Regions from separate parts of the Mus musculus genome. Here all the other regions are linked to region 3. The links are chromatin loops, found by intact Hi-C in ENCODE. Cell type or tissue: heart. All regions are shown on one strand. Region 1 overlaps Abcg1 (ATP binding cassette subfamily G member 1). Region 2 holds the start of U2af1 (U2 small nuclear ribonucleoprotein auxiliary factor (U2AF) 1). Region 3 has its middle 38 kb from the start of Abcg1.

Region 1 (2,500 bases), 54 kb after region 3:
GTGTAAAAGGGCTTTTCCAAGGCTGGCTGATGGGGCTGCTGGTTCCACATGACCCAACGCCATAGTTTCACTATCCTCTGAGCCAGCTGTATGTTGTTAGATACCTCTCTGTGCAGTGGGACAAATGGCATTCAGTGTGAAAAGTCAGATATGCCAGGAGGCCTATCAAGGCTGTGATTAGGTCCAGCTGAGACCTATATTTAGAATCTAGATCTCGGCGCCAACAGGAGCCTTGGGCTTGCCCTAGTCTGAACTCCCACATGTTGGGGGCCAACCATCTGCACTATCCCTTCCCACAAGTCAGTCTGTTTGATTACCACAGTCACTAGGAACCGAGACTCCCAGGACAGCACGAGTGTGCTCACACACACACAAGATCCGTTCTTAGAAAATGCCTCTGAGCTAAGAAAATCAGTGTTTGGATAAGTTTCCTGAGTTGGTCCAGCTCCTGCTTCTGGAACTCTGTGGAACAAGCGATCTTAGTCTCGAAGTGGGCCCACGAACCGCACAGAATAAGAGACTGACCAGGGACAAACAGCAATCCAGTTTATCAGGGTGAGCAGCCTTTATAGGTGACTGGGCTGCTAGAGAGATGAGGGCCCAGGTTTGCTTGGAGATTGCATGACACGGTGACACTTGTGGGTCACAGGGCAGAGGCAGGCGTACCTTCCAGAAGGTTCTCTGCTACTGGTAAGGGTAGAGTCCAGTCGAGAAGCAGCATGAATCTTCTGCTCTGTATCTGTCATGTGGCAACTGGTGGCTTGGCCTAGAAGCCCCTGGGCCAGGCATCCCAGCATGGATTGTGGGAGGTCTCAGTCTTATGCCTCTTCTCCCACTTTGGAGGGAGTCATGCTTATTTTCAATTACAAATAGCTAATGTTTGCTGTTTCCTTTCCCACATTGTCTCATTACCCCAGGGCTTCAATTCTCTGCCTCCAAATGTTTCAGGAGGCCTAGACCAGCGGGCGGGCGGTGTTAAGTTCTTGCTCAGGAGACAGACACTGTGGGTACCACACAAAGACCTTTTTGCCTACTGTCAGTGGAGGTGGGGAGGGAGGCAGGTTTGACCTCTACCTGGAGTCCAGAACTGTGTACTGCCTGCTGGGCACATTAAGACCTATGCTCATTCTCCAAGATGGAGTAACACACACACACACACACACACACACACAGAGAACACATAAATATGAATGAGAGAATAGTTCATTCCAGCCAACTGTCATCTACATGGCCTGGTATTGAAGGCTCTGGCCAAGTTACAGCCCCATAACGGGTTTTTATTAATTAGAGCATCCCTCCCCTCCTTCTGTGGTTCTGTGAGCATCCTACAGGCTGCTGGGACACACCGGCTCCATTGCTCACAAGTAACCCTGGCTGCTGGCTCGGTAGAGGCTGCCTGCAGGAGTTCTTAGGAATTCTCAGTGACTGGAAGGGGATGCAGCAAGGAGCGGCCTCCTCCAGTGTGCAGGTGCGGGCGGGGCAGGTGTGCGCCGTTGCGCAGGCGCAATGTGTACCTGTCTGTCACTGCCGCCCGCGCCGGGGTTACTATCGGTCAATGCTCGCTAGTAACCTCCAGCTGGCGGCAGCGGGGAGCTGCGCGATTGGCCGCGCGCGCCGGGCACTGTTGCTAAGAGGATGTTGCTGCTCTAGGGGGCTCAAGAGGTCCCGATGCTGCACCTTCCTATAAAGAGCAAAGCCCCGGGTCACATTCTCCGCTCCAGGTCCAAAAGGCACCCAGAATTGAGAGCTTCTCCAACAGGAAGACTCTGAAGCAGATGAAGCAGGACATATTACTGGATGAATATATTGATGCACATGGTTGTTTCCTATTTAAGCTTAATTGAGGAATGTGGCTGAGTGGGAGTAACATAGCAGATACCAGAATGCCGAAGCCTTCTCCGTGTGCTAGCTATGACCTTGAAGTTTTGATAGGACTTGTGTGTTTGTGTGTGTGTGTGCTAATCGAGTGCGGGTGGGTGGGTGGGTGGTGCTTCTATACTGCTGTTTAAAGTCAAAGAGCTCATAGCCCTAGGTCACACCCTTTTCCAAGAAACACTGCTGGTCTGTGACTCCTTGGAAATGATCTTATTTGCTTCCTGTTCAGATCTTCGGAAGACATAAGAGGCAGACCTTCTCTCTATGACCAGTTCTAGAAAAAGACCAGGCCGGGTTCCCAAACCCTGGAATTTTTCCTTTAAGACTGGGTCTGTGGATCCACTAAGCCAGCTGGAATCCGGAGGGCTTTCCTGCCCCAACTGAGTCACTTCATCCTGGGGACCGCTGAGATTGCACAATAATAGCTGAACTCCAGGAGAGCATTTTGTAGCATCTCTGGCTAAGTCTGTGAGCTCACAGATGTAAGAAAAGCTCGTTTTCTCTCATTTAGGTAACTGGAAGGCCCAGGACAGGACGGAACAGGAGGTGTCCTGTCATGCCCTCCCTGGGGACCAGGGCCTTCTTGAGACGCTGGCCTGATGACTCCTTTGAGCTTAATTTAGGC
Region 2 (2,500 bases), 640 kb after region 3:
ATCTCTCTAGTCCCTTTAATGTATTTTAGTCATCCTTAACACAAGGCACAACCTTCCTCCATGACTTCCTGAGAACCCAGACTTTATTCCAGCTGATTCTCCAAGACTGGTCTAGACCTAACATCCAATTAAATGTCTCTTGAGTGACTGCCGATTCAGGCATGAGACTTTTAGAAACATCCCCTCTTTCAAACACTGAAGACTGTATAAAGGTGCCTGATCGGACAGCCTCCATCCTGGAAAACAGAACATTTTAAGAGTGAGAATGTGGCACCAAAAACGTTATCTATTGCAAACGCTTACCACCGTGACTGACATCTGCATAAACCTTGTACAAGATTCAGAAACATAAAGATGGTGACTACTTACTGGAAGCAGATTAAGCCAGATACTTAAATCCTTAGGTTTTCAAAGTAGGAATTATCCTTGAAAGTGTCCGAAGACATTCCCCTTAACCTAAATTTCAGCCGACACGCGGAAATGAGTATGTGCCTCGCAGCACACGACCACAGGCGGGAATATTGCTATTCCTTTTCCTCTTACCCTAACAGTTGGCTACGGAAATGCAAACCTTAATTTAAAAAGAAAGGCGGGTCCGCCAACGCTTAGGCAGGCAGGAGGTTTATTCGGTCGAAACCGCTCCCAAAGGTCGGCCCCAGCACTGAATGCTAGAGAGGACGGGGCCACAGCACTTCCGACACGATAACTCAAAGCCTAAAGTTGCAAGAAACGTGTTACTTCGCCACAGAAGCCCCGGGCAGCAGTGGGAGCGCGGCGTGGGGCAGGGCCCCGCGTAGAACCCGGCATGGAGCGCCCGCGGTGGAGCTCGAGGCGCCGAGGCCCAGCCCGAGCCGCCCGCCAGTCCCGCCGCCCGGCCCACGAGGCGGCGGCGCCGAGCCGCGCGAGGTCTCCAGGCCCGAGCCAGCCGCCACGCCTGGACGTCACCGCCGCTTGCCTCGACCGGCACCCGCTGCCCGTCGCCTCCCCAGCCCAAGTCCCGGCAGGCCGGCCCTACTCACTTGTCTTTTTCGGTGCCGAAGATGGAGGCCAAGTATTCCGCCATTTTCGAGCGGACGACTCAGGCACGGCAGCCGACGCTGCCGACTACGCCGACGTCCCTCCGGAGACGTCACCCGACGCGACGACGCTCTCCCCACCCGTCGTAGCGACTCTGTCCAATTGGGAAAGGTGCTGCCAGCGCGGGGGCGGGACGAAGAGCATGAGGAGGCTCCGCCCCTACCCTGGCGCCTGCGCACTCCTTGGCGCCCGGGCGGGTCCCGCGCATTGCTTGCGGCTTAGGCTGTGGACAGCCGCTCCGCGCGTGCTCAGCACCGCTGTTTCCCGCTCCCGCCGCTGGGACCGCGCCCTCTCCCCTTGCTGGCCCTCCTGTCCCAGGCCTCCCACCAGTGCAGCTGTAGATAAGGGGCTCTGTCCGGCCTCCTGGAGGGCCTTAAACCACAGCATCCTCACAGTCACAAGGCTCACCTTCAAGTCACCAAATTTCCAGGCAGAGCCTAATCTCCGTTATCTCAGGCAGAGACCCAGGCTGCGGGGTCATCTTGGTTGGATGACTTTATCTGCTCTCTCTGGCTATAGAGCCACTTCCATCCGAGGACGAACCGTGGAAGAGGGTTGTGGGAAGCTGGGGTCTCCTCACAGGCTCTCACTAGTTAACCTGGTTACTGGAACCAGGATGAATGACCCGATCAGGTCCACCAGACCATTAGTTTGTTCATCCTTCTTTCTTCCCACACGCCCATTCACCCCTCACTAATTAAGCTACCCAACTATCCATGCCTCACCCATTCATCTTCCCCTGTCACATCTATTTATCTCTTATTTGGAGACATTAGAAGAATAAGCCCTGTGACACATATATAGACACAGGCTGCTACGATGTTTGTTTTATTGAGCGTGTTTTGTTTTTTGTTTCTCCATGGGATGGTCTTGTGTATGCATCAGGCTACATAGCTACTATGTACAGCTACAGATGACCTTGAACTTCTGATCCTTCTGAATCTCTTACCATCCTGAGTGCTAGGGTTACCAGTGTGTACTACCAAATAGGTTTATATGATGCTGTATGTTAAGCAAGCACTCTATCAACTGAATGACATCCCGAGCCTTGGTTGGTGTAATGTTTAAATCCACTTTTCTGAGTTATGGAGAAGAGGCTTCTGGGTATGTCTGTGAGGGCAGGGATAACCACTTCATACTTCGCCATGCATTGTATCACTGGGCTCTCTCTCCCTCAACTACAAGTAACTAATACAGCTGGTATAATATTGCTCCAGCTGACATGACAGAGAGTTTAAAAGAATACAGACCTGGTGACATCTATTCCTGTTGGTGGCCTTCTATGGCTCCCAAGGCTCTAAGTATACAGGCATCTTTCCACTTTTTGTTTTGTTTCTTTGTCTGGTTGGTTTTGTTTTCCAAGATAGGGTTTCTCTGTGTAGCCCTGGCTGTCCCGGAACTCACTTTGTAGACCAGGCTGGCC
Region 3 (2,500 bases):
CAGAATCAGCATCTGCGCAGTACAGTTACACAGCATCTACACGGGTACTAACCAACCGTACCCTGAATCCTTGTCCACATCATCTTCAGCAGAACAGGTATGAGGTGGTGGTCAGAAAAGCAGGCCGGGTTGCAAGCCACGTCCTTATCCAGATGAGAAGCTGAGTCGGGGCCTTCTCAGTCCTGGGATGGATGGGAGATTCTGGCAAGAGCCTTAAACAAGGCAGAGAAGCTGCAGTACACAGATGTTCCCAGAGAGGGCAGCAATGAGAACTTCCCAGGAGAGAAAAGTCCAGAACATGGCCAACAGCTGTGCCTTCACTTCATCTCTGTGGTCCTATGGGCTGGAGTTGTTAGAGCCCATGCATCCATTATTCAAACATGGGAAATCCATGATGCTCTCCTGTCAAAATGTGTGTGTGTGTGTGTGTGTGTGTAAGAGACACTACATATGGAAAGTTCCACTCCTGACCTCATTCAGTAGATGGCTGCCATGAAGTGTAGGTACATTAAAAAAACTAACTAAACCCACAATGCTTACCTTCCTCCTGGGAGTGTGAGTGAGTTCATGACACATACAGAACTTTAACTTTACCTTTAAACTTGGGTCTTGACCAGGAGATACCAAATTATAAATATGTAAACATTCCCAAGCCACTTTCAGTTTCAAGCCCCGTGGATGAGGGACCCTCTTCCTGCTACCCCAGAAATGATGTTTTATGGGAAGCAGGCACTCACAACCTTATTCCTGTGGGACTTTTAAATTTTCAATCAATTGGTCCCAGACAGTCTGGTGGCTAGGCATTGGGAGACTAGCGTCCATAGGAGCCAAGCTTAGCAGGGACCAGACTGCTGGTGTCCCCAGCAGTGAGATGTTCCTGTAGTTATGACCTTCTGTGGAGAACACTGGGGGGCCAGAGTGGAGGCTGAACATGAGAGAAACCACTCAGGAAAGTCCCAGGGGATGGTGCCTCTCCATCTCTGGAAGGCAGCAGTAAAGGGCCACAGAGACTAAGGGCACAGCTTTTCCTGGGGCAGCCCATAGGAGGAGCCTCTCCCGGTCTTCAGGGTTGGGATGCTCTGGCTGTGAGGGTAACCGACTTGCTTAGTTATGGATGCAGGGCTGCTCTGAGCTACACTCTGGGTACATGGCACATCTGCTTAACTCCAGTCCTTCACAGCTTCAGGAGAGGTAGGGGGTAGGGAGGGAGGGAGGGAGGGAGGGAGGGAGGGAGGGAGGGAGGGAGGGAGGGAGTGCTTATAGCTGGGATAGGGAGGAGTTTCTGGTTTGACAAACCAGAGTTAGCCTGAGCACAGACCCATTTCCTTCAAGTCCTTCAAGTACTGGGAGGATATAAGACAGTTACTTCTTTCCAGTTGCTCTGACCAAGACTTGAATCCTCTTTGGAGTTTTCAAACCCAAAGTGGATACTTGCTGCTGCAGGGAACGGATTGTAAGGATTGCTGGACAAGAGTTGGAGGCTGCTGTCTGGATCCTAGGAATTCACCACTAGAGGGCGCTGTGGGCAGAGCCCTTAGAGCCAAGATGTTGGTTAAGCCAGAAAGGTCAAGGTGTGAAAATCAAATGGATTCCCTTGTGTTGGCCCTAACAAAGAGTCCACAAAGGAGTTTTCTGCAAGATCACTTGACAGTAACCAATACAGAAAAAGGCCAAAACCAGAAGCCTGTGAAGAGGCCACCACAGCCTCATATAAGGACATTTGTCAGCAAAGGCCAGTTGAAGCTTAACGGTGTCCATAGTTCTCTGTGGGACATGAGTTCCTGTGGAAAGGCACCATACCCTGCCAAAACACTATCTGTGTATCTCCTATAATCTCTCTGGTTGTTTTTCCAGACTGCAAAGGCAGCCATTATGGGGGGCGGGTAGAATAAAGAACAAAACACATATCCTTGTCCCCAGAGAATTTGGTACAGAACAGGAATCACTAGGTGCCTAAAACCATCCCATGGGCCCAGATCTGCTAAGGAGCATCAAGAATTGGGTTATGAGAGGCAGAAAGGTCAAGCAGTTCAGGGGGTGGGGCAGCCCGGGAGGCCTACATTCCAGTCTTGGAGCTCATCCAGGGTTTGCTGGCAGGGATGGACATATCTTGGGGGTCTGGCTAAGTCCTGCCAATAACCACTCTACTGGTCAGACCTTCCTCCACCCACTCTGACTCAGACATGGTGGATCCCTGAGCTGCACACCTGAGATTCCTCACAGGTACCCCTGCATTCTGGACAACAGTGACTTAAAATTTCTTTCACAAGCTGCATGTGAGGACCCCAGGTCGCGGTGACCACAGAACACAGAAGGAATCTCTTTCCTCTTTGCAACACCTCTACCCCCTTGGCAAGACTGCAGGGGTTGTGGATGGTAGGTTCTTACTGTAATTCTGGGAGACAGCAAACTGCCTGAGTTCCATGAGCACACATAAACCCTGTCCTGAAACTTTGGGGGATCCCCTCCCCCACTGCCCCCAATATAACAGCTATTCGCT

Evidence for each region. Peaks named below come from ENCODE experiments on the same cell type or tissue, not always from the same donor. Only the 100,000 strongest peaks of a DNase experiment are listed, where the experiment ranks them.
Region 1: a loop joins it to region 3, with 2.4 times the contacts of the local background. A loop is called at or near these places in 5 of 42 quality-filtered maps.
Region 2: it touches region 3 in a loop (4-fold over the local background); 3 of 42 quality-filtered maps call a loop at or near these places.

Annotation. Positions count from the first base shown.
Region 1 is chr17:31,071,946-31,074,445 of GRCm38, forward strand. All of the region lies in intron 2 of Abcg1 (ATP binding cassette subfamily G member 1), which reads left to right. Among named protein-coding and RNA genes, the nearest start is that of Abcg1, 16 kb to the left of the region's middle. In heart, no CTCF peak of the experiment used is centred here; DNase peaks (open chromatin) are centred at 186, 1,076, 1,516 and 2,246; H3K4me3 peaks cover 1,179 bases; H3K27ac peaks cover 2,500 bases.
Region 2 is chr17:31,657,634-31,660,133 of GRCm38, forward strand. It overlaps U2af1 (U2 small nuclear ribonucleoprotein auxiliary factor (U2AF) 1), which reads right to left and starts at 1,121. Exons shown (of 8, transcript NM_024187.4): 1 at 1,020-1,121. The coding sequence starts at 1,063. In heart, CTCF peaks have their summits at 1,178 and 1,385; a DNase peak (open chromatin) is centred at 1,218; H3K4me3 peaks cover 1,934 bases; H3K27ac peaks cover 1,866 bases.
Region 3 is chr17:31,018,217-31,020,716 of GRCm38, forward strand. No RefSeq gene overlaps it. Among named protein-coding and RNA genes, the nearest start is that of Abcg1, 38 kb to the right of the region's middle. In heart, CTCF peaks have their summits at 254 and 1,510 (motif pointing right); no DNase peak of the experiment used is centred here; H3K27ac peaks cover 240 bases.